Linked DNA regions of Homo sapiens: all the other regions are linked to region 4. The links are chromatin loops, found by intact Hi-C in ENCODE. Cell type or tissue: heart right ventricle. All regions are shown on one strand. Region 1 overlaps PDE4D (phosphodiesterase 4D). Region 2 overlaps PDE4D (phosphodiesterase 4D). Region 3 overlaps PDE4D (phosphodiesterase 4D). Region 4 has its middle 150 kb from the start of PDE4D-AS1. Region 5 overlaps PDE4D (phosphodiesterase 4D). Region 6 overlaps PDE4D (phosphodiesterase 4D).

Region 1 (5,000 bases), 100 kb before region 4:
TATGTATTCACATACAAGGGTAGAAAAAAGGCATAAAAGGAAATTTAACAAATTATCTGTGGTTATCTTCCAGCAGTGGGGATTTACATTATTTTCTTTTTTTTGGTATAGCTTTCTACATTTTCTATAGCACATGTACATTTTATAATTAGAAAGGAGTTATAAAAACATATGAACAAAGAAGTGAATTTAGTGTTCCTGAGTTTGAGACTAAGCTTTCTAGACCAGTAATTTAACAACCAGAATTTGTACTGGTCATGCCAGTTCTTTGTTTTTTTGTTTGTTTGTTTGTTTTTTCCCCAGCATTTATTTTATTTTTATTATACTTTAAGTTCTAGGGTACATGTGGGAATTGAACAATGAGAACACTTGGGCACAGGAAGGGGAACATCACACATTGGGGCTTGTTGTGGGGTGGGGGGAGGGGGGAGGGAAAGCATTAGGAGATACACCCAATGTAAATGACGAGTTCTTTGTTTTTGACTACGCTGGCATGCGAATACACATTTCTCTCATCCAACAGTCCATTGAAATGGTTGAGGGTTTTTTGTTTGTTTTGATAACAGTTAAATGCGGAGTTAAAACTTAATCTAGATGGTCTATAAGATTGACTTTGGAAGTTATTTAGCAAACGGTATAGAGTTAGGCCATCTTGGTATGAATTATGCAGAGAAGCAAAATAATTCTAAATAATTAAATACTAAGAATTATATTTCAAACATCACTAAAATATACATTCAACACTTACCTTCATACTTAAATGAGAATTTATGGTGAAATTTCAAATTTTAAAGGCTAATCTGATGATTAGAGTAAATGCATCTGACTTTTTTTTGTCAAGTATCTAATAGCAGTTACTCTATGTGTAGAAAAAATACATTGTTTCTGTATATTAAGGCAAATATTAAAGGCTTATTAAAAGGCCTCGTCGGGTTGTTTTCAGAGTCAAAGGACTCTGAAATGCTTAATGCTTAAGAAACAGCTGATGGGGGTGGGAGAAGTGTAAAATCTTTGGGAGATTTGGATACTGGTAATGCCATGTGGTGTTGGTAGGTTAATTCCAGTGTTTCTTTCAATGAAATAGGCACTATGGCATCAGTAATAAAAACTGTGAAGTAGATTGTTGAAAATTGACCTGTTTCCTATTTAGTGACTTGGGAAAATGGTAAATTTTGTGGATGTTGAGAAACAATAAGTGTTATACTCTTACTTGAAAAACAACTTTTAAAAGGAAACATTATACAGTATTTATTTAAATATTTTACTTCTCCATAGTCCTGGAAGAGTACTCAAGTCTATTAAGTTTTGCTTTGGAGTAAAAGACTAAATTTTGAGCCCTTGATCAGTATATATATTCATTTCTGCTAATGATAAATTAATTGAAGAAAGCATTCCATGTTTTATTGTATGGCAACACTTTTATGTGCTATAAATTAGTTTCTCTCTTCTCTAAATAACTAATAATACATCTTAATTTTTAATTCCCTTTTCTTTGCTTATTTCTCCTGATTTTCCCTTCAGCCCTTGGGAGTCTAAATTTGTGCTGGTCAGTCTGGTGGCCATGAGCCACATGTGATTATTTAAATTAAAAGTAGTTAAAATTAAATAAAATTCAAAATTTGGTTTCTCATTTGCACTAGCCACATTTCAAATGCTTAGTAACCACCTGTGGCTAGTGACTGCTATAATTGGCAGCACCGATTATGGTGTTTTCCCCTCATTGAAGAAAGTTCTGCTGGAAGGCACTGTTCTAAATTGTCAGGACAACTTAAAAATTCTTTGGGCATATCTTCCTGTATCTCAGAGTATGCATATATATTTCACTTAAATTTTCCTCTTCTATTATTTCATTTTACTTTTCTGTTTTTCAGTTTAAAAGGATGCTTAATCGGGAGCTCACCCATCTCTCTGAAATGAGTCGGTCTGGAAATCAAGTGTCAGAGTTTATATCAAACACATTCTTAGGTGAGAATAACAACATGCAATTAAATTTTTTTCTTCAGTTGTTTGCTTGTTTGTTTTTGTAGGAGGATTGGGGTGCCAACTCATTTTGGAAACCAAACAAGTGTTAGAAGTTCTATTTGTTTTCATTCGTCATATTAATAATTCGACACTATCCGCCTCTGAGTTTTAGAGTTGCAGGTGACAAGGTACATTTTCTTAGTTTTATTTAGGACTTTAGGAATTCTTGAATTAAGATTATATATTGCCATTTTTTCATAGTACCAAACTGTAAAATATATTTTATAGAGAGATCTATTCATATCTTCAACAAATTCTTATTAAATGCCAGCCATTGTTGGGCAATAGGTGTTTAATGATAAATTAGAAATGATTCCTGCCCTCGATGAATTTACCGTCTTGTGTACATCAAGCCTAGTAAACTGGTGGGCAGATAAAATACAATTGCTAAATAAAAGTTTGCTAATAATAGCTGAGTTTGGTGTCCTGGGACAACTCTTGTACCTCATCCACAGAAAGAAAATGCAGTAAATAAAGGTCAGTAATTTGAATGTATCCTGGACTTACTTTCAAAACAAAATTGCTGTTATATATAGTTAACATTTATTAAACACTTAGAATATGTTCTATATATAAGGATGAGTTAGAGTTGCTCATCACTGCCTTGAAATCGTGGATGAAAGTAAGAAGATATCTTAGGTCTTTTACTATAGAACACAATTAGCTTATGTACGTATTCACTTATCAGGTAATATTTATGATTCTCTATGCTCCCATAAAACCTGGGGATTTAACCCTTATCTCACTATCATACAGAAATAAAAAGTAGCAGAATTAATCTAAGTCATCCAAAACCTGCTGTTTCAGCTCCCACAGTGTTACCCATTTCAGTTAGCTGTTAGTTTTATATACTGCTGTTTTCATGACATTTGCGTATAAAGTTTCTACCATTTCAAAGTATGTATTGAAACTGTAGTCCTTAGTTGGCAAGAACAATATTCAGTTCATTAAGTCAGTTTCACAAAGGAATGGAATTGAACAGTGGAAATAACCACCTGTTGTGTATTCTGAGTCTGCTGTCATGCTAAGTCTTGCAGCATTTTTTATTAGGACATTGTATCAAAGAGGTAACCATGGAATACATTTGATATTATTATTTTGTAATGGAACTTATTTGCTTAATTTTGTGTTTGAAGACATCAAATTAAGTCCAATTCAAATGTAAATACTGAACTCTCTAAAAGGAAACTTTTTAGTTGGAAACATTTCCTGGAATATATAATGATCAATTATAATCCTTCCAATTATGCATATGATATAAAACAGATAGAATTAATAATAAATATAGAACATTTTCTAAATTTCTCAAGATAAGCAACATGAAGTGGAAATTCCTTCTCCAACTCAGAAGGAAAAGGAGAAAAAGAAAAGACCAATGTCTCAGATCAGTGGAGTCAAGAAATTGATGCACAGCTCTAGTCTGACTAATTCAAGTATCCCAAGGTTTGGAGTTAAAACTGAACAAGAAGATGTCCTTGCCAAGGTATGATGATTTCAAAGATCAGGATCATAAATATTAAATGATGCCCTTTCATGAATTTTCACTTCTAGTCTTTTAAATGGATAGAAAAGTTTATTAATTGGGGTTTTTTTTTTTTCTTTTTTTGAAGATGGGAAGGCATTTTATAAAGCTCCTTTTAAAGTGCCTTAGACAGGTGGTTTGGTATGTTTTAGGGGTTTGGGGGGTGATTATTTGCATCTTCATTTCATTGTTTGGCCTTAAAGAGTTAGAAATCTGTCATGTCTTCTGGGTTTTAGGAAAACAGTTAAGGTTTTGTGAATAGATTTTATCCATTAAAGAAGTGCTTTGTGATTGATACTTAAAAAGTACATAAATGTGTTGTAATGTCAAAGTCACAAGGTTAAGCCATACTGTTCAATTTTCAGTACATTTAAGTAAATGTGCCTAAAGTTTGCCTATGCTTACATGGTGTGTCTGTTAACATTTAAAATGAATCATTGTTTAAAACAATCTAACAATCTTTACACTGAAGTCTGTTTTGTTTTGTTTTGTTTTGTTTGTTTTGAGACATAGTCTCGCCCTGTCACCCAGGTTGGATTGCAGAATGCAGTGGCGCGATCTTGGCTCACTACAACCTCTGCCTCCTGGGTTCAAGCAATTCTCCTGCCTCAGCCTCCCAAGTAGCTGGGATTACAGGCACACACCACCACACCTGACTAATTTTTTTTATTTTTAGTGGAGATGGGGTTTCACCATGTTGGGCAGGCTGGTTTCAAACTCCTGACCTCAAGTGATCTGCCCGCCTCAGCCTCCCAAAGTTCTGGGATTACAGGCTTGAGCCTCTATGCCCGGCCACCTAAGGTCTGTAATTTTTAAATGATTGTGTTCATTGAGTCATATTTTACTCCACTTTCTAATATTTTAGTATCTTTTTTTTTTTTTCACTCCAGGAACTAGAAGATGTGAACAAATGGGGTCTTCATGTTTTCAGAATAGCAGAGTTGTCTGGTAACCGGCCCTTGACTGTTATCATGCACACCATTTTTCAGGTAAGGTGGTTGAGTTCTATTACATTTATTTTATTTAGGAACTTAATGTCCAGTCTGTAGCTTATGCATACATTTTGTCTTTTTTAATATTCCCCACCTTTTGCTTATTTTTATACTTTTATCCTTATTTGCTCCTTTGCCAAGGGACAAGTAAAGATACAGAAAGGTGGAGTGTGGATAAACCACAAATAACATCAATTTTGTTATTTTTTTTGCATTTAAGAAAAAGATGTGATATAGCCAAATTGAAGCAATTTATTAAAATAATAATTTAGACATCATCTTAGTCATCTGAACCTGACTGCATAGAGAATGGAGTACTAACTTAAAAAAAATGAATAAAGCCCCTGCTGGCTACTAACCTTAGAATATAGTTTTTTCAGTCACTTTCTTGTGTCCTGCTTCTTTCTTCATATCCATTTCTCTCTCTTATTGACCCTTTGCTCCAGCTTAGGGTGGGATTTAAA
Region 2 (5,000 bases), 120 kb before region 4:
CAAAAAGTTTTCTCTTGCTTTTTATAGTCATTCCCCAAACCCCACGTCCAGTGCTGATTGTCCCTATGGTTTTGCCTTGCCAGAATGAATAATACATTAAAGATATAGCCTTTTGTGAATGGCTTCTTTCACTTACAATACTTTTGAGTTTTGAGTTGAATTATAAGTTTCACTTATAATACATTTTGTGTTATTGCATCTATTGGTAATTTGTTTCATTTTATTGCTTTTTAGTATTTCATTTTTTTCCAGTATGTCATTTTATGGACACAATTTGTTTACCCATTCACCAGTTGACTGATATCTGAACTGTTTCTGGGTTTCTGCTATAGAGAGTTGCTATAAACATTTTCATATAGGTCTTTATATAGACATATGTTTTCATTTCTCATGGGTAGATACTTAGAAGTAGGATTGCTGGGTCATATGGTCACTCTACTTTTTAACTTTATAAGAAACTGTCAAACCTTTTTCCAAAGTTTCTATACCATTTTGCATTCTCACTAGCAATGTATGAGAATTTAATTTGCTCTGCATCCAGGCCAGCATTTTGTATTGTTTGTATTTTGTATTTTATACATTCTAGTAAGTATGTAGTGTGGCATCTCACTGTGGTTTTACTTTTTGTTTCCCTAATGTCTAATGATGGTCATGGATCTTTTCACATGCTTATTGATCTTTTTGATTCTTATGAAGTGTTTGTTTGTTCAAATCTTTTGACCATCTTTTCACTGGATTGTCCTCTTATTGTGTTGTAAAGATTTTTTAAAAAATAATTTCTGGATACAAGTCCTTTATTTGATATGCATTTTGTACATATTCCCTTCTCAAGTCTGTGGCTTGTTGTTCTGTTTTCTTAACAGTTTTTTTCAAAGAGAAATTTGGTAAAGTCCAGTATACCATTTTTTATTTTATGCTTCATGCTTTTGTGGTTTAAGAAATCTTTGCCTAACGCAAGATCACAACTACTTTCTACTGTGTTTTCTTCTAGAAGTTCTTTAGTTTTAGATTTTACATTTAGTTCTATGATTCATTTCAAGTAGATGTTAGTGTGGTGCAGGATAAAGGTTGAAGTTTCTTGTTTTATGAGTGGATGCTCAATTGTTCAAGCATTCTTTGTTGAAAAGAATATCATTTCTCTTTTATAGCTCAAATTTTATTACTTAAAATTATTTTAAGATGCACATATTAAAGTGATATGTGTAAAAGATTATATATTTCTGGAAGCATGCCTATTTACACTAGTTATTATTACTTTAGGAGACAGATATTCTCTTTGTTTAAATTGTTTCCACAAAGCATACCACGAAGTACAGAGGGGACATTAGTAACTATTTTATGATGATTATGGTATTCATTTAGGCCAATTTAAGTGAATTGGAGATCCTAATTTTCTCTATAAGGAGACAATACTTTTTCATACAAGATTATTTTTGTGGAGGCTTCATTTATGTGAAGTTTTTGCACCCATTTATTGTCATGATTATTCTTCAGTGAAACAAAAGTCTGTAGTAGATATGCTGCTGCTGCTGGTTTTAGGTAAATTGACTAAATAGTTATACAAAACTCTGTCTCTACCATATATGAATTCAAACTGTATCAACAATTACAGAATACTATGCTAACATCTAATAAGAGAGTTAGCCCATGTAGAAGAGAAATATAAATACAGCTATCAGATCAGTCTCATGTTATTTCAGCTTCAAGGAGCCTCTTAGCAAAAATGGTTTCCTTTCTCCATACATGTTGCAGGTGTTTACTATTTTAAATGAGACTTTTTTGTTAAAAAAAAATTAAAATAAGATCATTTAGAGAACGATTCTCAGCTTGTTCAGATGATTATTTGGTTTTAAAAAAGCAGCCTGGAGTTCCTCTTAATCTCAAATCTCCATAAAACTTACAAGAGATGTTTTCATTTACTGAAAGGAATAGTTTTTTCTTAATCAAATGTAGAGCCATTATCACTAGAGGGCAGTAAATACAAACAGATTTAGTGGATTTACTGGCACTAACGATGTTTTCAGAATACTAGCATTAATCAAAGAAAGTATAGTTTTTATAATATGAAAATACATGTAACATTCTGTTATGTAAAATATTGGTTATGAATCAATTCTAGATTATTGTCTGCCTCTAAAATATTTTTAAGGCATTTGAAAGCAAAGGGAGGCTGAGAAACACTAGTTTTCTGTGGCTATTCTGTTTAATACTTGAAGTTTAACTTTGCCTCAGAATTCTTCAAGGGACATTTAAAAATTAGATTTGCATTTGTTCAAGCTGAACAGTACTGGATATATGAGAGACCACGTTATATAGATTTGCTTCTTGATTAATAACTACCACGACTTTTAATTTTAAGGTGAAAGGTGTAAAATAAATGTAGATTGATTATAGGATAAAATATTTTCCAATAATGTAAGTCCTACTGCAAACAGTGCTACTGCCTGGAAAACTCCTTATGTTGGAGAGGTCCAAGAGCTAATACACTTATTTTAAACAATATTTCTTAAATATTTCAAACACAGTAATATAATATACAGCTTAGAATTGATTATATTAACGGATCTATTATGTAGGCTCTAGGCTAAATATAAAATAATGCCTGAAATAGTTTTCTTTTTTTGGCAATTTAGAGTACTCTGAAACCAGACAGTCTGGGTTCAAATCCTGGCCCTGTTACTTACTACTGGCTTTGTGACCTTGAGCAAGACAACTTGACCTCTCTGAGCCTTAGTTTCCCCATAATTTAGTTTTGTTTTTCCCTATTCAAAAATGCATCTTTTCTCTCTTGACCTCTGTTACAAAGTCAATAATGACAGCATGTGTTAATGTATCAGCAGTTCAGCTCCATCAGCAGAATTTCAAATATCCTGAAATGTACTGAAATAGTTCAAAAAGATTGTTAATTGCTTGGGTATCTGGTAAGGACTGAGAAAACAAGGAATAGCAGGGAAGTGGCCTCTAGAAATTCTGAGGGGTATTTCTAGGAAAAGTCTGAAAAAGAGAACTAACTGAACATTATGGGAATTTTTTTTTTCTTTTTTGAGACAAGGTCTTGCTCTGTCATCCAGGCTGGAGTACAGTGGTGCAATCATAGCTCACTGCAGCCTTAAACTCCTGGCCTCAAGCCATCCTCCCACCTCAGCACCTCCCACCTCCCACCTCAGTAGTATCTGGAACTACAAGCACATGCCACCACACCTGGCTAATTTTTAAATTTTTTGTAGAGACGGTGGTTTCTCTATGTTGCCCAGGCTGGTCTCGACCTCCTGGCCTCAAGCAATCCTCCCGCATTGGCCTCCCAAAATGTTGGGATTACAGGCATGAGGCACTTCACCAGGCCAAGAAACTATTTTTTCTATTTCAACAAACACACTTGCATATATGTATATAAAATCATTTGGGCATTTGAGAGCAGTGGATTACAGATAAGAAACCTGAGCTCTAGCTGTAACGCTGTCCCTCAAGTTGTGTTGTCAGAACTTTTCTGGACCTCAGTTCCTTGTCTGAATGTGTCGTCATCATTACATCTGCATATGAGGGCAGCTGTGTGTTGTTCACATAGCGCTCCCAAACATAAGCGTGTCTCACTATATGGCAGGGCTGTCTGCCTGTGGGCACCTGCTTCCTCACCCTGTCCAGAGATCTGACCATGGTGATAGTAACCATGATTCTTTAATTCAAGGCACTGTAAAGTTAGCAAAAAGATTGAGGATAAACAAATCCACTCCTAGATTCATACTGTTTATCATAGAGTTTGCATCAGCCTAATTATATGATGAGCTGTCATACACCATTAAGAGCAAGGACTGGGTTTGCATTTCAATCCTGTCACCTATGGAGCAAGTTATTGAATATGTAAGAAGGTCCATCTTTTCATGTTAAAATAGGGATAATATTTATCTTATCAGAATGTTGCCAAGATTAGAAATGAGGTATGTAAAGTTCTTTGTGCATAGTAGGTGCCTAGTAAATGTTGTAACTTATTAAAGTTTCTTCATTAAATTTGGTGAAGCCAAGTCTGACTATAAGAATTGTATCTCTCTGGCTCTATTCAAATTTCTCTTCTAAATTATCTAGATTCTCTCTGCAGATAGCAGCTACCGTGGCAATAGGAAGGAGATTCTAGTCTCCTAGAAATGGAGATTAGGGAAAATGAAATGAATTTTAATTTGGCTCAGAGATTTTTGAAAAGATTTCTTATTCCCTAGAAATATGGAAACTTTCCTTGGTACTTTTTACTCAATATGATTAAATAATCTCCCTTATTGCAGCAAATTAGGGACTTATTTGAATAAGTTAAATCCTTTCACATCCAGCACCTATTAGAATGCCTGGCACATAATAGTTGCCAAATAGAAGTCTGTTGAATGAAGGGACCATCACTCACATTCAGCAGGGAGAAGAGGCTGCAGATTTTAGAGGGAAGGGAAACTGTATGTGTGTTTCTGCATAATGTTTTAAGACAAGGAGTATTATCTACTATATGTAATCTGTTTTAAATGTTTTTGATGATTTTGCTGAGGGTGAAAACCCTTGTCCTTTCCTGTCACCTATAATCAGTATAAAAATATTGATGTTTTGCATCTGCATCAGCCAACAATCTTTTTGTGGCAATAGTACACTACCTTGAGAAATACAGGGACATAATAAGATACTTTTCTGGCCTCAAAGATCCTCCACCCTGGATGAGGAGTCAAAGTTGAAGACAGTTGAAAAAAATAGAACAGTGATTCTTAACACTGGGGAACATTCAGGAAATTTCAGGGGACAGTGACTGGGGAGTACTCCTGGTGCTTGGTGGGCAGAGGCCAGGGAGGCTAGATGTCCTGGGATACATGGGACAGCCTTTCACCAGGGAGGTTTGCTGTGTGTCCCACACAACTTCCAAAAAGTCCCAGCAGCTATTCACATAGGTGAAAAAACAAAATGCATTTATAATTCTCTGAGCCTAGAACCCAACTACTTTTTACGTATAAGTATTAAATATTTTTACATGG
Region 3 (5,000 bases), 260 kb before region 4:
TCACTTTGAAAACAATGCAATACAAGTGATTTACTAGGCTTCAGTTTTAACCATTTTATGCTGACTGGTGGAAATTCTAACCCTTCAGAAAGAAAAAAAAATTGTGAAGCAATGGAAATGTACCATCCTGGGTATTAATGTCATTAATTTTCAATACATTTTCTCACAAAAAGTATAAAGAAGTCTTTGCTTGACCTTACGGGAAAAAACAACATACATGTGGCTTTATTTTGCCTTTTTTTTTTTTTAATTAATGAAGAAATCCAAGATTTGACTTTTGTTTCTTCTCTACCCAAATCAAAAGCAGTCTATAATCTCCTGCAAAGATCAAAGCTTTTTGCTTACTATAAAGTATGTGCCCTGCTTAGGCATTACATGGTAGAAAGATAGCATTCTGTTCCAAGAAATCTCTATTCGTTCTCTAGTTGCTGTGTATATATTCTCTTTTAGCTAGAATATGGTTAGTAAATGAGTCCTGAAAATTTCGCTGTATATACCAAAACATGTTGTATACCATAAATATATAAAATATTTTTATTTCAATTTTTTAAAATTGTGCTTCAATCAAGACAGAAGTTGATTTCTTTTTCCAGAAATTCAGAGTGAGCAGTCCAGGGCTGCTGTGGCTGCTCTAAAATCACCAAGGGCCCAGAGCTTCTTTCAGATAATTTTTTTAACATTTCTAGATTATAGGCTTTGTCTTCATGGTCTGAGATGACTACAAGAGCCCTAGCCATCACAACTAAGTGGCCAGCAGCAAGAAGGAGGAAAAAAGAAGGAATAGTACACCCACTCCTTTTAGAAAAGGCTTCTGAGAAATCCCACATAATGCTTCTACTTACATCTCCTTGGCTCAAATTTAGTGTCTGCCACAAAAGAGAATAAGACACACACACACACACACACACACACACACACACACACACACACATATATATATATTTTTTTTTTTTCTGGCAAGTCTCTAGTTCAGGGATTTCAATCTCCTTTAAGCAAATGAGTCTTCTCCTAACCTCTCCCTCTGGCCTGCCCAGTCTCTCTCGAATCTCTTGCCATCCTGTCCTCCTTACTCACTTTGGGAAAATCCAGCTCTGTCAGTTTTACAGTCTGCCTTTTCCACTTCCTTACCTGAATTCCTGGGAAAAATAATCCCACATCACTTCAAGCTGGAATTCCAACAAAGTCAAGACCTGTCACCTCATCGGACTCTCAGAGCACTTGACAGTTAGTTCCTGCTGTGCCCCTCTCTCAGTCCTCTTCATGCTAATTCCAAACCTGTCCTCTCTCTTAAGCCTCCCAAACCAGCAGCTCTTCATCTCCTTTCAGCAAATAACTTGTTGCTTTTTGAAGAAAGTCTGTGTCAAGGCATGAACTTCCTCAGCTCCTACATCCTCTTGCCATAGATGTTATCCATAGGTCTCTTACTGACATCCATAATCCCTTCCTCCCTTCTGGTCTCAGCGGATGACGTTTCCCTTCTCCCTCCTGCTCTAAGTCAACCCCTGCATCTGGGCCCTTGATCCTCTCTCCTCCCAGCTCCCACAAGTCCTTGCTTCGTCTGTTTTCCTTTCTATCTCTCACATCTTCAATCTTTACTTTTATTCTGGCTCTTTCCCCATTCATGTCTCTCACAATCTTAAAAACAATACACAGCAAACCACAGCAAAGTTCAGCCAACTCTTTATTGATCCTTTAGCTAGTTCTTGATCTTCTCTTTTCAGTCAAGTTGCTCTACCTCCTCATCCCTATTCAGTCTGCAGTCCACTGTAGTACGACTTTCTCACAACACCTCTGTTCCAGCTGCCCTCCCTTGGTTGCCAATGAACTCCTAATTGTCTTCTTAGTTCTTAGAGGCTTCTTCTTCTTAAACTCTTTCTTTGTTCATTTACTGAGTAAATATTTATTCAACATGTTTTTGTTGGGAGCCATTTTGTTCCAGATGTTTCCACACTCTTCTTGCTGCTCTGAATACTTCTTTTCACTATTCTTCATGGTCTCTCTTCCTCCCCACTTTACCTCTTAAATGTGAGTATTCTAGAATGTTCTTTTTGATTAATTGGTTTTCTCACTCTGTGTACTCTGTAGATGTTTTCATGTACCTCATAGTTGTATTTTCCATCTTATGAAAGTGGGTCCCAAAACTCTGTCTCTACTCAGAGTAGGCACTTCCCCAATTTCCAAATTTATTCACACAAAAGCCCAATGTCCATTGATATCCAACTCTTCAAATCCAATATGTCCAGAGCTGGACTCACATATTTCTTTGCAAATCTGTTCTTCCTATCTCAGTTAGTGAAACACTTTTAGCCAAGATCGAAACTTATAAATCATGAATCCTTCTACCAAATCTATCTGTCTGTCTATATATATTTTTGAAACAGAGTTGTCTCACTCTGTTGCCCAGGATGGAGTGCAGTGGCAAGATTTAAGCTCACTGTAACCTCCACCTCCTGGGTTCAAGCAATTCTTGTGCCTCAGCCTCCCAAGTAGCTGGTATTACAGGTGTACACCATCACACCCAGCTAATTTTTGTATTTTTAGTAGAGACAGCGTTTCACTATGTTGGCCAGGCTGGTCTCGAATTCTTGGCCTCAAGTGATCCTCCTGCCTTGGCCTCCAAAGTGCTGAGGTTACAGGTGTGAGCCACCATGCTCGGCCCCAAATGAATACAATTTTTATTTTATTTTATAACTATTGATCAAATCCATGCTCTCTTCTCTAACCTGCTAATATTTCCCTAGTTCAAGCACTCACCAACTCTCCCCTGAATTATAGTACTAGTACCTGAAATAGTGTTTTTGAAACTGTCAGTTGCATTTAGCATTTTATTTTAAAAATATGATACAGAATTGCGTAAAAAATAAGAGTATAAAACCACATCTATAATATCAAAGATAAATATGGTTTTATAAAATTATTGATACACCCACAGACATGCAAACACACACAGACATTTTGCCATGAAAATGTATTTCTTACTATAATTTTTAAAATTAGAGAACTACTTTCTTAAATGGTCGATCTCTGTTGCACCTCTTCTTAGCTCTGGCCTTCCATGATGCCAGCAAATTTATGTAGTTGAAAAATTAATCTGCAAATGTCACTCTTCTTAAAACCTTTTCAAGCCTTCCCATCATCCATGATAAAATCAGATCTCTTTCGTGTGGTACCCAAAGCCCCTATCCAGATATGTATTGTACCTCCTCTCCAGCCCAGCCCCTGGCTGACTCTTTCAGCAGCAAACTTTTTCCACCCACGTGCACCATGTTTCACAACTGTCTTCATTTACTTGTACTCTTCTCACCATCTAAAACTCGCTTCTCTCTCATAATTGCCTGGTTCACTTTATCTCATTTTAGAGGACACCTAAAATTCAAGCCCAGTCCCCTTCCTCAGGCCGAGTCAGGCTCTTCTCCCAAACCTACCTCTAGCATAACCTAATGAAATTGCTCTAAAAATTATGGTCTATGCCTCTTTATTAAAAAAAAACAACAACAACAAAAAAAAAAACCCTGCCCACCAGTATAGCAATTCTTTTGTTATAACCACACATAGTACTAGTGTGTGGTTCTGGGGCACTGTCATGCCAACTTACCTGTGTTCAATAGACCTGAAGTAGGGAAGATCAGCTGACTCTTTTACATCTCTTCTCAGAACATCTTGAAATGATTCTTGGGTGCAATATAAGAGCAAAACATGGAACAGTAGAAACCAGCATGGAAAACTTTTTCTCCTATTTGAGAAAGTGGGATGAAAATGTGTCTCTTAATCCCTTTGGCAGAAGGGAGTAACTTGAAAGAAGTGGATGATGGATGATCTTCTCCACTCTGTCAGCCCTCTGAGCAGAATGAGGAAAATGTGAGAAGCGATACCATTGCTATATTTGTTTCATTGACCATTATTTTAAATAACTTACATGGTCCTGAACAAGGACATGTTTTTGTGAAAAGGACAACATTTCTTTTGGTGTGTCCGAGTAGCATTTAAGAAAAGCCTTATAGTGGTCAATGAAGGTTGGCCTTTCACCCGCTGCTACTGGAGAGTCTGTGAGAACACTATTTATTCAGCCTCATGGAAACACTAGGGAGTCATGCCTGGGATCTGACAACTGTGCAGCACCATGCCAGGTGCACAGAGAGTTGTTGTGATGAATGTCGAGAGAGGTGGTGGGGGATTTTTGTTGTTTTTGCTCCTTCCATTTTCTTTCCCTCTGACTTGGGCTGTGGTTTCATTCATTCTACCTCCCCACCCCTATGCAAGAATAGATCTCTGATCTCTTTCTCATACTTTATCTGCCCTAACTTCCACTTTCCTTTTCTTGAGAGGAGAAGAACAACTCCACAGTGCTTTCCTTTTATGTTTTGGGCTAATTTTGTTGTGTTGTTTTATGGTCTTGAACTGAGAGCTGCCTCAGCACTCAACACCAGCCCCTGGACTGTGAGACTAATGAGAAAAGCAAAATGACTTCAAGTAAAAGGAAGTGGTTTGTGTTGTGGAGAGAAACTTGGAAAGAAACACCACCAAGAACACTAGGGGCTTTATTTTCCCTAAAGCCTACAGTTGGGTTAACACATTTCAAAATAACCGGTCAATTTAGTTAATCCCATCAAACGACCTAGTCAATACAGTAAAGAGGTAGGGCAAATAAACAAACCGTTTTTTGGATGACCGGTTTAGCTTCATGTATCCTTCGTCTTACTCATTTCTAGGGAATAATTTCAACTCAAGGAAATGTGAACATCTGTTTTGCAAACTATTACAGGCTGGTTTAATACAAAAATACCTTTAAAAAAGGTATGTTCATACTCAACATGTTTTTCCAGCTGTTATTAAAGCAGGTAGAAACAATATAGTAGGCATAGAAATCTTGATTATAATGTGGAAAAACTAAGGTTAAAATTATTAGCAGAAATACATTTCTTTTCCATCCTTCCACTGTCTGAACATCTCTCTTTCCTACTTCCTCCATTTTATTATTTTCTTTGCTTTGTTTCTCTCTT
Region 4 (5,000 bases):
CAGCCAATGTCTAGGGAAGATAGTGAGCAAGACAAGGGACTGGATAAAAGCCAAATGTTAGATGAAGCAGCGAAGCAACTATCTGTTTGCAGGGAAGAGGTAGGGATCAGGAAGAAATGGGGGTGAATATAAAACTGAGCTTAAAATTCAGGCAGATAAATAGGAACAGAGACCAAGGAGAATTTGGAAGTTAAAATGCAGCAGTGGGTGAAAGTCAGATATGCAATGGGGAAACAAAAAATTGCCTCAGGTAGGAAGCACTTCAGAGCTTACCTGTTGTAGCAGGAACCCATAGCTGACTCAGGCTGAAATCCAAGAGCCCAGCCATGTAGCTATGACAGGTCCTGAACTAGCCTCCCAGAATTTTCCATGTGAGAGCTTAAAGTATGCATCGGCCTTTCTCCTCAAATGGAAACTATTGTAACAGATTCTATGCACAGACTCCTTCAACATCCCTTCCAGTCTCTTTTTCCTTTTTCCACAGCAGAGATAGGAGAGTTAGAGAGATTCCCCTGATGCCTGCTTCTGGATACAGCCTAGGTTCTGCTGAGCAGATGTAGCCACATGCTACAGTGAAGGAGGAAGCCCCGGCTTTGCATTGGTCTCTTCTTCCTTCATGGTAGCATGTGGCTGCATCTGTTCAGGGAGCTCAACTTTCTTTGCAAGTGGGGTAGCCAAAGCATGCCTCCCCTCGGTATCTTTAGCAGAGTTTGCACTCTCTGGTCCCTGGTGTCACTGGTGCAGAGTGATGGGCAACTGCATCAGTGATTTCCACCAGAATATCCCTTGGGTGGTTGATTATTTCTTCCGGCTACAGCACATTATCTAACCCTAGCTTACTGGTCCTGCAAGAAATTCTATAAGCCACCTAATAAATTCCTTTTTCCTTAAAATAATAAGAGTGGATTATATTGTTCACAACTAAGTTCCTGGCTGATACACACATTTTTTTCCCTGTCTCTTACTTTTTATTTTTTTCATTTTTTTAAGATTTTTTTTTAAGTTCCAGGGTACATGTGCAGGATGTGCAGGTTTGTTACGTAAGTAAATGTGTGCCATGGTGTATTGCTGCACCTATCAACCCATCACCTAGGTCTTAAGCCCCGCGTGCATTAGCTATTTTTTCTGATGCTCTCCCCCCGCCCCCCGCCCCTCTGATAGGCCCCAGTGTGTGTTGTTACCCTCCCTGTGTCTATGTGTTCACATTGGTTCAGCTCCCACTTAGAAGTGAGAACAATGCATATTGTTTTATACTCTGAATCTTTGACATCTGTTATAACGTCTTGCCTCAACAGCTATAGTATGTGAACTTGGTAGATTGAGAATATTTTAATCAATTTGAGTCATTTTTTGTCCCTTCTACAGTGCTGAGTACACAGTACATGCTAAAAAACATACTTGTTTTGGGCCAGGCATGGTGGCCCACGCCTGTAATCCCAGCACTTTGAGAGGCCAAGGTGGGCAGATCACTTGAGACCAGGAGTTTGAGACCAGCCTGGCCAATATGGCAAAACCCTGTCTCTGCTAAAAATACAAAAAATTAGCTGGGTGTGGTGGTGCACACCTATAGTACCAGCTACTTGGGAGGCTGAGGCAGGAGAATTGCTTGAACCCAGGAGGCAGAGGTTGCAGTGAGCCAAGATCGCACCAGTGTACTCCAGCCTGGGCAACAGAGCAAGACTCCATCTCAAAAAAATGAAAAACAAAACAAAACAAAACTTGTTTTATTGAAAAATAAAGGTCCTTTTGAAGAAGAGAAATATGAGGTAGATCAATTTTATATACCCTTGGATGTGTATAAAACTATTCTTTGTAGTACAGGAAGAAAGTATTAGAATATCTATATATATGGAACTTTGATTTTTATGTAAACATATTTTATGTTTTGCTAATATTTAATACAGACTGAGAGTAGTACATCTATATTTACAAATAAGTACATGTGGATGTGCATGGTCAAAAAGTTTTACTGATATGGATCAGAAATGAAAAACATTTGGAGGTCACTGGGCTGAGTTACTTCTCATGATGCTTTTCAGTGATCTGTTTTTTTTTTTTTTATATAATAAACAGTTGGTAATTTCTCATCAGAGCCGAGATGTGCAGGGAATTTAGTAGAGTGCCATCTGGCGGTGATTTCTGCCACGTGCAGCATTTATCCCATTGTTCCTCGGGGGTGCCATCTGTGAGCTTCCTCAGGCCACAGTATCATCGGTCTGGCCTTTAGGCTGAGGGTAACTCAGGGAGGTGAGAAAGGCAAGCTCATGGCGCGGCAAAGGTCAAAGGACAGAGTGAAATTCAAGTGGCTCAAAGAACACACAGGGGTGGAAAAGAAGCCAGCAACACGGGGGAGGGGCGGGGGGCACCAGATGCAAGAGTGAGATGGGCGGGTGCAGAGGAAAAGTGAAATAGAAATCTGTACTTAAAGTGCACAGTGTGACGACAGCAGAAACACATTGCCAAGAAGATTGTGCCTCCTGCATTCTCCACATCCACAGTCATCACTAAAAAAACAAAGGCTAGGAGGGAGGGTCCCCTGAGCATTTGCCAGAGCTCTCCCCTGGGGCCAGGGTGTCATCACAGAATGAGAATACTTTAAGGCTACACTTCACCTTCCCAAGCAATAAAACATCTTCAAAAAACAAAAAAACTTGCAACCTAACCACATAAAATCCAGCCTGAAATCCTCCCTCTGTACCGGATGAATGATGTGATTTTTGCTGCTCTTGATCTTATTCATCCTTGACGCAATTGCTCCTCTGGGGGAATTCTGGTCGCCAAGAACGTTAGAACAGACACAGCATTTTTCTTGGGCAGCTCAAGGTCACTTGCGATAACGTCAGAGGAGGCTGCTCCTTGGGATAATGGAACTGAGCAGTGACAATTATGCTTCCCAACAGATGCCTGTGTCCTTAATCTGTCCGCTGTGGGGTGAAACAACAAAGAGGACATTTTAATAGTCCTAGGATGTGGTGTCACAACTGTCCCATTTTGATTAGGATGCATTTGGGAACAGGGAGCTGAGGGCTTATCACTGGAAGCCCCCCTTTCTTCCCCCTTAAGAGCACAGAGGGCATAAAATAAGAAGAACAGGCAGAGGAAAGCAGGCAAAGAAGAGTATCGTGATGTCTGATGGAGGGAGGAGGACAAAGGGAGAGAAGGGAAGCGGGGACCGCACAGTCGGAGTCCCCTCTTCTCATCTGAGACAGAGAACTCCATCAGAATAGCAAGTAGGGGTGGGCAGAGGAGAGGGATGGAAGGCGTGCCCTGAAGAAATAGTCACCTTCAGAACAAAGAGAGAACAAAGATCTTGGGCTCCTCACACTTGGTGGCAGCGCTGTGGTAGTCTGTGCGAGCACAGAGGTAGCCAGTATGACAATTCCGTTTAAAAAATGAGAAGGAGCCCTAATGAGCAGATGCCGGGGGTTTCCTACCTGCGTCGCCGAGAAGATTCGACAGTGAATTGCCCCACTGGAGTGGGAGGAGGTGCTGGGTTAAAGCTGGTGCTTTGCACATAGAGCCTACTGTTTGCCAGGTTTGAGGACAGGTCATTCGCTGAGTGTCGGAGGCAGGACAGGACCGAGGTGACCGCACCTTGGCTTGCTGAGCTTTACCGGGGTCATCAGCAATGGGGTGACCATGTGATGTGGTGGCAGGGGGCCAGGAGCTGCTTTTGGGGCCTCATGTCACCTCTCACTAGTTTTGTAGCCTTGGGTGCACCCCATAACTTCTCTAGCCTCATTTCTTGATCTGCGAAGTGGGTACACCAGTCCCTGTTGAATTATTCATTCATTCATCCATGGTCTATTTATCAAGGAGCAACCACAGGCTCAGCACGGGGCTCACCCAGGTGCTGTAAATGTATCAACTTGCTTGGTCAACTAACCCTATGAGGCAAATGCTACAATTATCTCTCTCTCTTTTTTTTTTTTTTTTTTTTTGAGAGGGAGTCTCGCTGTCACGCAGGTTGGAGTGCAGTGGTAGGATCTTGGCTCACTGCAACCTCTGCCTCACGGGTTCAAGCGATTCTCCTGCCTCAGCCTCCCGAGTAACTGGGCTTATAGGCACACGCCACTAAGCCTGGTTAATTTTTGTATTTTTAGTACAGGTGGGGTTTCACCATGTCGGGCAAGCTGGTCTCAAACTCCTGACCTCAGGTGATCTGCCGGCCTCGGTCTCCCAAAGTGCTGGGATTACAGGCATGAGCCGCTGCATCCAGCCTATAATTATCTGTATCTCACAGATAGAGAAGCTGAGCACAGAATGGTTAGGCACTATACCTAAGGTTGCAGAGCAGCCAGGAATTAAAGAGGTCAGATTCCAATCCAGGCAACTCAGTGCCAGAGTCCAAGCTTCCATCTTCTGCTCTGCTTCCAGAAGATCACAGACCTGTCTATTTATCTGAAAACTGGAGGTGTTTAACCACACTGCCTCCATCCTTAAGGTTTAGTGAGTCCAGCATGCAGTGTCTTAGGTTTCAGGAAATACTGCCTGCACCCGGGGTTTATTCCCACGGGCCTGTGTCCAGCTTGTGTTTGTGTACACAGAGCACAGGAGCAGAGAAATTATCTCTAATTCTCTACAACTCTCCAGTCTCTCAGCAAAATTATTCACCTCCTGTTAGAGGCCAGAAGTGGATGCACAAATGGCATACATTTGAGCACAGTGGAGAGTCATTGTAGCATTGAGAGAAGACAGAGCACTGGATTTGGGGGCTACCATGGAGAGATCTCTCATAGAACTTTGTTTTTAAAATCTGCTCAATTAATTATCCTATTTACTAAAACTGTGGTTAAAGGACTGGCAAAATTGTATATTCCAGATGACCTGAAATCAATGGCAACAAACTATCCCTGAGGCAAGAAGCAAACACAATCAATTCCTCTTTGCTGTATGTATGTGCTTTTCTCTTTCTTTCTTCCTTCCTTTCTTCCTTCCTTCCTTCCTTCCTTCCTTCCTTCCTTCCTTCCTTCCTTCCTTCCTTTCTTTCTTTCTTTCTT
Region 5 (5,000 bases), 280 kb before region 4:
AAAACTCTGTCTCAGAGTAAGAAAAGCTACCACATGAATAAAAGATCTCAGTGTCACCAAAGTCCACTCCTGCCAGCATCCCTTCCCCGCTGCCCTGAGTTTAAAAAGAGCAATACTTCCCAAACCTGTCTCTGATCAAAGGAATCCCCAAGGGCTTCCTGAGAACAACCACAAAATGACTGATTCCCAGACTTTCCAGAACTGAATGTCTAGGATAAGGCTCAGGATCTAAATTATTAACAAATACTCCCAGGTGAATGGGCTTGATTGGCCAAATTTGGGAGAATAATGGAATACTGAAGAAAGCAGGTGAGAGGGCTGCCTGTGTACAGTGTTGTCATTGAGTTGATGATAGCTTGTTGGAAAATACCTGTCTTTCTGGAAAGTATATATAGTGACACCCACACCCTCATCTAACAAACAGTGCAGCCCAGGATAAGCACGATCATATGTGCAAAGTGCTCCACGATTAGTGAAAGAAGATACAAGGTGATATTATTATCTGTGCTGACTTCGTCATCCTGGGCATCAGCGTCAGGGTCATCATCTGTTATCTCTCAAAATACATACAAGATTTTAAGTAGAGCAGCTTGCTCGTCTCTGAGAAGAAAATCAAGTATCACATCTACCTTTGTGGATGTGGGAGGGAGGGAATTTGGGAAATGTTTAGTAATTGCATTCTTTTTGTCTTCTTGGACACAGTACCAAGTCTCCTTAAACTAATAAAAGAAAAAAAAAAAATAAAAGAACCACACAAACTGCATTCTTCAGTCACTCCCTTTCTCCACAAAGTGCTTCCCACCCATTTCAGCCTTAAAAAATATTCTAGGCATACTCAGAAATACAGTGACTGTGGTGGGGCAAAATGTTGAAAATTCCTTTGAGGCTCATTTCCCAAATTTTACTAGTTGGATGTTACACTGAATTATTTAACTCTAAATAAATAGGGAGTGCACTCACAGCGTCGTTTCTTTTGTTATATCAAAAAGCCTCTCTCAAAAAATGCTTTAAAAATCAGTTGGATATATTATTAATACTAATATTAATAAAAGTTAACATTTACTGACATTTGAAATGTACCAAACACTCTAGATGAGTAATCTTTTTAAACCTTATGATATCCAAAGAGGTAGACACCGTTGCTATTCCTGCTTCATAGATGCAAAACTGGGCTAGACAAGTTGAATAATTTGATTAAGATACATAGGTAGAAAATTACAAAGTACGGATTGACTCAGAGGGAGAATGTCAAGTCCTCTCCTAAAATGTACTGGCATGTACACACATACACAAGCTGCTGGATGTGCTGGTCCTCAAAAGTTATTCCCTAGGGACATCTCTCTTCTTTTTTTTCTCTCTCCTTCCCTCCCTCTCTCTCTCTCTTTCTTTTTCTTTTTTCTTTTGAGAACAGAAAACAAATCTATACCATCTATTCCTGAATGTATATGAGTGGAGGGTAGGACAAGAGGAGGGATAAGATCTGTGGATGCACAGAAACTCTTTGGGAAACCCTAAAAACTCTCTATAGTTATATAAGCTAAGGAAAGGATTCCTGCCAGGGGGTATAGGATTCTTCAATTCCCACACTTCTCTTCCTGACTCTTCTGAAGTGCCCGTTGTCACCAGAGTGCCCAGGGGCAGAGCATTGACAAGGAAAGGCCCAGGTGTGTGTGAGAAGTCAGGCAGATGGGGTGTTTCGGAGGAACCAGGGTAACGCAGTGCTTCAGCGTTAGCACTCACCTTGCTTCTGGGACCACTTACCACGAAGGCCTGAAAGGGCAGGCCCCAACTACTGGGAATATTAATCTTCTCTTTGGGTGAAGTCTCTTCATGCCATTATCATCTCTTAGCTACCATTGCTAGGCAAAAGTTTCCTAGCTCACCATGTCCTGAATGCACTTCCTTGAGATATTTCTGATGCTTAAATATCCAGTGCTTTCTAGTGTGCCGTCTTCCTTCTGTATTTTTGTTTTGTTTTGTTTTGTTTTTTTGTGGTTCCTTTTCAGCACTGTTGGTCCTGTGGAAGTATTTCTAATTGACTGTATTCTATATGCCACACAAAACAGATGGGTGTTTATGACATTCTTTTCTGGATATGTTTCTGATGTTTGCATATTGAACACAGAACTGTCCACATAGAGAACTTGATTTCTGCCTCTTCCTGGCTTTGCTTTTACTCATTTAGTCCCTAGTATGTGAAAGGCTATGCTTAGGCTCCAAGGACCCAAGGATGAATAAAATACCTCCAGTAAGCTTCAGGACCATTACTCTAGAGGTTTGTGGAACTTAAAAAGCTAAAATGTGTTCTGTTGAATGACAAAAAGCATTAAGTTAATAGAAAACAGAGGGCTTATAAGTGAATGGATAAATGAATAAGTAAAATAAAGAAGAGAGAAAGGAAGGGAGAGAGGAAGAATGGAGCAGATGCAGGTGAGATTGTTTTTCTAAAGAGCTAAGAAGCTGCCTACAGTGTTAGCTTAGAGACTGAAAATGGTTTGGGAAAATAATTCAGAAATTTAGGGAATACTTCACAGCATGAGAAAGTGGAGGGCTGAGATTGGTAAAAGAAGACATGTTTCAAAATAGCCAAAAGGAAAATAGAAAAGAACTGGTCGTGAAACCGAGACCTCAGAGTTGAATGACAAGTAAGATACCTCTGAAGTCACTGACAGTGGACTGACTGTTATTTGACTAATATTGCTTCTACAGAGACAGACCTAGGTTTTATCCTCCCATAGAAAAAAATCTCAAACATTGGTAGGTTTTGTTTTTGTGTTTTGACATACAAGTCAAAATCTATGTGAAGGAGGAGGAACAAGACTCAGGGGTCAGAAAATTGGGGTTTCGTGGCTGGCTGTCCTGCTCACCCACTTTACGTGTGACCTTAGAAAAGTCACGCCGATGTGTTAGATCTTTTCTGTTAAAATGTGGTGGGTAATAATTATACCTTCCTAATTTTGAGGAATTACATGAGATAATCTGTGTAAAAAAATTAGCACGGTGTCTGGGACATAGTAAATGTCAGGTCTTATTTAAAAGCATGTGGAAAGTGCTTAATATGTTGAAAAGTATTATAAACTACCAATAAATATTATTATATTATTCAATTACTGTTGATCCTCAAAACAGCCATCTCTGGAAACTGTGCAATTATTTGAGCCCTGATGCCATTGCTGAAAGCATTTTGGAAGTGGCTTTAGAGACCATTTACAGACCATATAAGACACACACATACCAAAAAGCAATAAGCAATCTCACTGGTTTATAGTAACACTTCACTTATGACCAAAAATATTATTTCCAATATGATTACCAACCCTATTCACCAGACAGAATGTCAAATTAGCTTAGATGGGGCTAACTCCAGAAATGAAACCATTCTCAAGGGATTTTAAAGAGTTTTTTAAGAAGTATCACATGGACTTTTAAGGCAATTCCAAGACAGGGAGCCCTAAAATCATTACAATGATGGCAATGTGTGGAATAAGCATATAAACACATTTTCCCAGATGCAACTTTGAAGGAGACAAAATCTGAATTCTAGGCAGTTTGTGAAGGAAAAGGAGCAATTTCTGGGAAATTTCTTTTACCCCTCAGCCAACCTCAAGACAGTCTGTCTTTCTACAGACCCTCCCTTGCTGTTTCTCTTTACTGGAAACTGTTGAGGGTACTGGAAATAAAGGAGAAGGCCAATGTATCTAAGACCAGTGGATCAGAGAGGAGCCCAAGAACCTTCATCATTTCCACAGAAAGGGCAGCAGAGGAAATTAACCTGGCCTTTTGTCATGCTATTATTTCTCAGTGAGTCTATTAAATTATTGTGGCACACTAAACAGTGTTGTCTGCATCTTGTTCTTTGGGGATTCCATACAATTCTCCCCTTGGCTGGCTTATCACCTCCCCTTAGAAAATGGTGTCTCAGCAATGATCCTTTGCTTGCAATACAAAAAAACCAACTCTGCTCATTAATGCAAAATTCTTAGTGGAAGAATATAGGAAGAATTCTGAATTCCCTGAGAATTAGTGGGGCGACAGGTGGTGGTGGGGGTGCTGGAGGACGAGGTTTGAAGGAATCAGTGCATCTTTACAGTGCTAGAAGGCTACAAATCAAGGGGAAAGTCTCATGGCAGGAGTAGTCGAGTGAGATCCCCACAACTGTTCTTAGTTTCTTTGTCATTATTTCAAGAGTCAAACAGCAGTGAAGGGATCTAATTTGTCTTGTTTGCGTCCTGGGCCTTGGCTAAAAGAGAACAGGCAGGTGGCTTCAGTTCTACCAAACTATGTTATAAAATGTGGTAGTAAGAGCTGAATGATGGGACCAGATTTTGTGGGTTCATATTCTAGCACTACGACTTACAGATGCTTGTGCTCAAACAATTCATTTAACCTTCCAGAGCCTGAAATTCCTCACTTTTGAAGTAAGCACAATAATAATATTTATCTCATAGGGAGTTCATGAAAATTATTTGAGGAGATATTTATGAAAGGCTGGGCATGGTTGCTCACGCCTGTAATTCCAGCATTTTGGGAGGCTGAGGCGGGCAGATCACCTGAGGTCAGGAGTTTGAGACCAGCCTGGCCAACATGGTGAAACCCTGTCTCTACTAAAAACACAAAAAAATTAGCCAGACATGGTGTTGCACACCTGTAATCCCAGCTCCTTGGGAGGCTGAGGTAGGAGAATCACTTGAACCTGGGAGGCAGAGGTTGCAGTAAGCTGAGATCGTGCCACTGCACTCCAGCCTGGATAACAGAGGAAGACTCTGTCTTAGGAAAAAAAAAGATATTTATGAAAAATGAAGCAAAATGCATGGCTCACAGTAAGCACTTGATCATTGCTGGTTAACTATTATTAAGATTATCTAATAGGGATACAAAGTATATTCCTGAAAGAAATTAGGGTGCTCTTAGATAGGGGAAATAAATGCTAGTAGGATTGGTTTCAATGCACTATTTATTTTATTAATTTATTTCTCACTGAATTTCTTTTTATGATACTC
Region 6 (5,000 bases), 280 kb before region 4:
AAGGAAAGGGAACAGTGAGAGAAAGGCAAGCTTGCAAGATCATGAGAGGAAAACTTGTGGGTCCTTAAATTGGCCAAAATGGATGCGCTTGCTTTGTGCCCATCAAAATGGGGTCTCCTCCTGCTCCCAGCACTGTCTCCTTTATTCTCATCACAATTCACAGACGCTGGTAGCTTTGTGATAGAGATGATACACTGTTGTTCAGGATGAATTTCTAAGTCTAAGAACTCACTTTTGAGTCATAGTTGTTTGAAGGAGAAATATTAATTCTCTATCACTTTTCTGTAAACCAACTCTAATTTTTAAAAAAGAAGAGTTAAGAACTTCAGCAGTCTACATATCACATACCATGCTTTCTAAGGAGTTGTCACATAGAATTTACAATACCCTCTTCCTCTTTTCAAGGTTATTGCATTTGACATGTATTAAAGCCAGGAGAATTTGATTTTTTTTTTTTTTTCTTGAGATAGAGTTTTGCTCTTATCGCCCAGGCTGGAGTGCAGTGGCGCGATCTGAGGCTCACTGCAACCTCCGCCTCCTGGGTTCAAGCAATTCTCCTGCCTCAGCCTCCCAAGTAGCTGGGATTACAGATGCCCACCACCACGCCCGGCTAACTTTTTGTGTTTTTAGTAGAGACAGGGTTTCACTGTGTTAGCCAGGATGGTCTTGAACTCCTGACCTCAGGTGATCCACCCACCTTGGCCTCCCAAAATGCTGGGATTACAGGCATGAGCCACCACACCTGGCCGAGAGTTTGATTTTATAGCATTAGGGTTTTAAAGCTAGGTTTTAAAGGTAGGTCACTGGCCAGTTTTTATTTCAATATATAGTAGGTAAACATACAGGTCTAAAATGATCTAACAATTCCTTAAAAGTAAGGCTTTGAAGTTTGCATTTATAAAAGAGACTTAAATAGCTCTTTTGCTCTTTAGTGTGATATGACAAAGATGATGTGTGGCATTTGGAGCCTGAATGTGAACCCAGTCTCTCCTTTTTGCTTCATTTCCTCATTTTGGAGATTTGAGTACCTAACACTTAGGACTGTTGCAAGAATTCAAGGAGATAAGTTATATAAAAGGATAGAGTTCAAGTTGGGCATGGTGGCACACCCCTATAATCCCGGCTACTCAGGAGACCAAGGTGGGAGGACTGCTTGAGCTCAGGAATTCAAGACCAGCCTGGGCAATGTAATGAGACCCTGTCTCCTAAAGTAAAAAAAAAAAAAAAAAAAAAAAAATGGAGGCCGGGCATGGTGGCTCATGCCTGTAATCCCAGCACTTTGGGAGGCCAAGGCGGGTGGATCACCAGGTCAGGAGTTCAAGACCAGCCTGGCCAAGATGGTGAAACCCCGTCTCTATTAAAATACAAAAATTAGCCAGGCGTGGTGGCAGGTGCCTGTAATCCCAGCTACTCGGGAGGCTGAGACAGGAAATCGCTTGAACTCTGAGGGCGGAGGTTGCAGTGAGCCGAGATCAGGCCACTGCTCTTCGGCCTGGGTGACAGAGTGAGACACCGTCTCAAAAAAAAAAAAAAAAAAAAAAAAAAAAGAAAGAAAAATGGATAGAGTTCCGAATGTGATGAGGAACTCACCAAGTGTTTCTTCCTATAACCCTGTCCCAATGCCTGACATTTTTTTGTTCCTAAAGCTAATTTAAAAACTGGTAGAATAGAGGTAACAGAGAATATTGGTATGTCAGCTTCTTTGGTACATTTCATTTATGATTTTGTTTTCACACAGTCATGGCATGACATTTTTAGTAATCCTTTTATCATTTAGAGTAAGGCTCACCTACATACGTCCTTAATGTGTGGTGCACACCAGAAGTAAAGAGTGCATTGGAACATGAGAGGGTGGCAAAGAGTCAGAGATGCCCAAGCCATACCTGCACTGGGACAGTGATCCCATTTTTGAAGTACAGCCATGTAGCTTGGAGCACAGTCCTTCCTTGTAAGCATTTCATTTTCGAACAACCTTAGCTCAAGGCAAGCATTCTGCAGCCATCTCATTAAATGTTACATCTTCACAATACCATTTTCAATGCTTCTGAATTTCCATATTTCCAATATGTTTATTTAATCATCCTCAATTAGAGGATTTTCATGCAAGGACACAACTCTAAAGAAAACGTATTTAAATATCTTTATTTTAAAGATGAAAAAACTGAGACCTAGTGAGAGAGGGTGCTGCTTAGTGACAATGCCAGGAATAAACATGTGGTTCCTTTTTCGAGTCCATGGTCCTTCTTACACCTTTATAAAGTAAAATAAACCATTAGATTCGGGTGGCCTTTATACCCACCGTGGAAGTATATGCTTTAGAGAAAGTAAATGAAGTATTAATACTAACTCCTGAGTAATAGATGTGGCATTGTATTATTTGTATATGAGCTTGAAAATTTCTCATCCCAACCTCTCACTGGACATATCTCTGTAGTTATAGCTATTTTGATTATATCTACTGCTTATACCCCAGAGGCATAGAGACCAGCACCCTAAAGCAAAAGACTTCTGGATTTTGACTTTGGAAAATACAAATTCTTCTACAGGAGCGGTGAAACTAGTACAGCTGCCTGCTCTTTACCTGTAGGGGGAGACACATGATGCAGTGACAAGCATAGAACAGCACAGAAGTGGTTTTAGTCCAGAAAATAAATAAATAAGTAAATTGGTCTAAGTCTTCATTCCTTTTTGTATTTTTTTACCCTGAAGATTCATGGCTTCATTAAAAACAGTAAGTGCATTCTAAATAGAATTTAGTCAATTGGCACGTAGAAAATTAAAAAGTAAACTATCCAAATAATGCTAGTCTGTCAAAACACAATGAGAAGAAATTTAATCTTATATGTTTGTTGTTCTAAAGCACAAGCAGTTTCTAAGAATTAATAAGGGGGAAAAACAATAATGATATTTAATTGGGACAATTATTTTTTTGTTATCTGGGCTAATCACTTAATGCTTTGAGCTTATCGAATGAAAGAAACTAAGCAACTATTTCATGGTGACAATAAGGATGCTGGCTACTTACTTAGATCTGCCTTTTAAATCTGTGTGTGTGTGATAAAAGCAAGTAGTATATATAGTTTTTTAAAAAGAAATATAGAGAGATCTAATAGATGGGAGCAAGAACCATATAAAGAAGGCAAAAGGGATCTACATGAGAGAAATATGTAAGTCCTCAGGAGATACTGAAGTAAAACATGTGTTGTGTCAGTGTATAGGGAAGACAAGAGACCCAGCCATTGCCAGAGAAGCCCTACTTCCTCATCAACCACCAGCAGGCAGCAGCTTCATGCTGTAGTTCTTTTTTTCCTTTAATAGAATAAAGATTGTGGCCACACTTTAATAATTGCCAGAAATATGTGTTCATTAAGCTTTTTAAGAAATGTGATCGAAAAATGCTGATGATACATTGTGTTTAATAGCTTTAATAAAAAACTGATAAAGCATCTAATACATCTAATGACTGTCGGATTTCCTAAATCTTTTAAGCTGAAGGAGTTTACTTTTACAAAAATCCTCATTGAAAAAGAATCTTCCGGTAAAAACATTGAACTGAAAGATTTGCATAAATGCATGGAGTATTACTATTTATTAGTTAAACTTATGATCTTTTAGAGCAGTAAAAGTCAGTTCTCTTTCTTACAAATGAATTTGTTTTGGCCTTTTATGCTTTTATTTAATGAGTAGAGCCATACCTATTAATATATAAAAAGATCAGATCTGACACCGTGGCTTTTTGACCAGGAATTGATTGAAGTTAGACTTGTTTTAAGAATAGTGAAAACAAGGGCTATGTCCTAATTATGAGGGGAAATAATTTAATTGTGTCTCTCTTGTCTGAATATCTGATTTGGATGCTTTGTTATAACTTTAATTGAAATAATTAAATGGGGCTCATGTTCATTTAGCCTAGCAAAAAGGTGATGAGCTAGCATATATGTTAAAAACCCAGCTTTCCTCTTAGTAGTTGTCTAATTTTGGTCAATGTACTTAAATTCTCCAAGTTTTGGGGGTATTCTTTATCAGTAAATTCTAATTCAGTGCTTAACATAGTACTTGGTACTCAGAATGTATTCAACAAATGTTACTTATCATTATTGCTATAATATTATTATTATTATTATCTGCTTGGTCAACAGTATTTTCCATGCACCTTATATATGGCATGCATACGCTCTGGAGGTAAAATGTGACTACTGGTTCAAGAAATTTACAAAGTAAGGGAGAAGGAATTATAAATAGTTAAGTACTAGCTAAATGCCATGATTGAAGCCTTTATATTTTTTATTTTAATTAATTAATTAATTTTTAGAAATAGGGCCTCACTCTGTTGCCCAGGCTGGAGTGAAGTGGTACGATCTTGTCTCATTGCAACCTCCGCCTCCCAGTCTCCAGCAATCCTCCCACCTCAGCCTCCTGAGTAGCTGGGACTACAGGCATGCACCACCACGTGTGCATAATTTTTTATTTTATTTTTTGTATTTTTTGTAGAGGCGGCGTTTTGCCGTGTTGCCCAGGCTGATCTGGAACTCCTAGGCTCAAGCAATCTGCCCACCTTGGCCTCCCAAAGTGCTGGGATTATAGGCATGAGCCACAGAGCCTGGACTGAAACCTCTTTAAATATATATATTTATATAAATATATATTATATATAATATATACAAAATATATAATATATAATATATTATATATTATATATTTTATAAAATTATATATATTTCTTATATAAATATATATTTCTTATAAATTGTATAAATATATATTTATTATATATTATATACATATTTATTATATATTTATTATATATTATATACATATTTATTATATATGTATTATATATTATATACATATATTATATAAATATATATAATATTATATATTTATTATATATATAATATATATTTATTATATATATAATATATATTTATTATATATATAATATATATTTATTATATATATAATATATATATATTATATATATAATATATATTTATTATATA

Evidence for each region. Peaks named below come from ENCODE experiments on the same cell type or tissue, not always from the same donor. Only the 100,000 strongest peaks of a DNase experiment are listed, where the experiment ranks them.
Region 1: a loop joins it to region 4, with 2.6 times the contacts of the local background. A loop is called at or near these places in 91 of 110 quality-filtered maps.
Region 2: it touches region 4 in a loop (9-fold over the local background); 91 of 110 quality-filtered maps call a loop at or near these places.
Region 3: a loop joins it to region 4, with 4 times the contacts of the local background. A loop is called at or near these places in 7 of 110 quality-filtered maps.
Region 5: it touches region 4 in a loop (6-fold over the local background); 93 of 110 quality-filtered maps call a loop at or near these places.
Region 6: a loop joins it to region 4, with 11 times the contacts of the local background. A loop is called at or near these places in 95 of 110 quality-filtered maps.

Annotation. Positions count from the first base shown.
Region 1 is chr5:58,990,337-58,995,336 of GRCh38, reverse strand. PDE4D (phosphodiesterase 4D) reads left to right here. Exons shown (of 15, transcript NM_001104631.2): 7 at 1,872-1,965; 8 at 3,333-3,505; 9 at 4,435-4,533. Among named protein-coding and RNA genes, the nearest start is that of PDE4D-AS1, 47 kb to the left of the region's middle. In heart right ventricle, no CTCF peak of the experiment used is centred here; no DNase peak of the experiment used is centred here.
Region 2 is chr5:59,004,626-59,009,625 of GRCh38, reverse strand. All of the region lies in intron 6 of PDE4D (phosphodiesterase 4D), which reads left to right. Among named protein-coding and RNA genes, the nearest start is that of PDE4D-AS1, 33 kb to the left of the region's middle. In heart right ventricle, a CTCF peak has its summit at 1,957 (motif pointing right); no DNase peak of the experiment used is centred here.
Region 3 is chr5:59,152,263-59,157,262 of GRCh38, reverse strand. All of the region lies in intron 5 of PDE4D (phosphodiesterase 4D), which reads left to right. Among named protein-coding and RNA genes, the nearest start is that of PDE4D-AS1, 110 kb to the right of the region's middle. In heart right ventricle, no CTCF peak of the experiment used is centred here; no DNase peak of the experiment used is centred here; H3K27ac peaks cover 368 bases.
Region 4 is chr5:58,889,044-58,894,043 of GRCh38, reverse strand. No RefSeq gene overlaps it. Among named protein-coding and RNA genes, the nearest start is that of PDE4D-AS1, 150 kb to the left of the region's middle. RefSeq lists an enhancer at 2,176-3,375. In heart right ventricle, a CTCF peak has its summit at 2,134 (motif pointing left); DNase peaks (open chromatin) are centred at 2,163, 2,393 and 2,753; H3K27ac peaks cover 1,516 bases.
Region 5 is chr5:59,165,062-59,170,061 of GRCh38, reverse strand. The region is part of intron 5 of PDE4D (phosphodiesterase 4D); the gene reads left to right. Among named protein-coding and RNA genes, the nearest start is that of PDE4D-AS1, 130 kb to the right of the region's middle. In heart right ventricle, no CTCF peak of the experiment used is centred here; no DNase peak of the experiment used is centred here.
Region 6 is chr5:59,172,019-59,177,018 of GRCh38, reverse strand. The region is part of intron 5 of PDE4D (phosphodiesterase 4D); the gene reads left to right. Among named protein-coding and RNA genes, the nearest start is that of PDE4D-AS1, 130 kb to the right of the region's middle. In heart right ventricle, CTCF peaks have their summits at 2,377, 2,585 (motif pointing right) and 3,314; no DNase peak of the experiment used is centred here.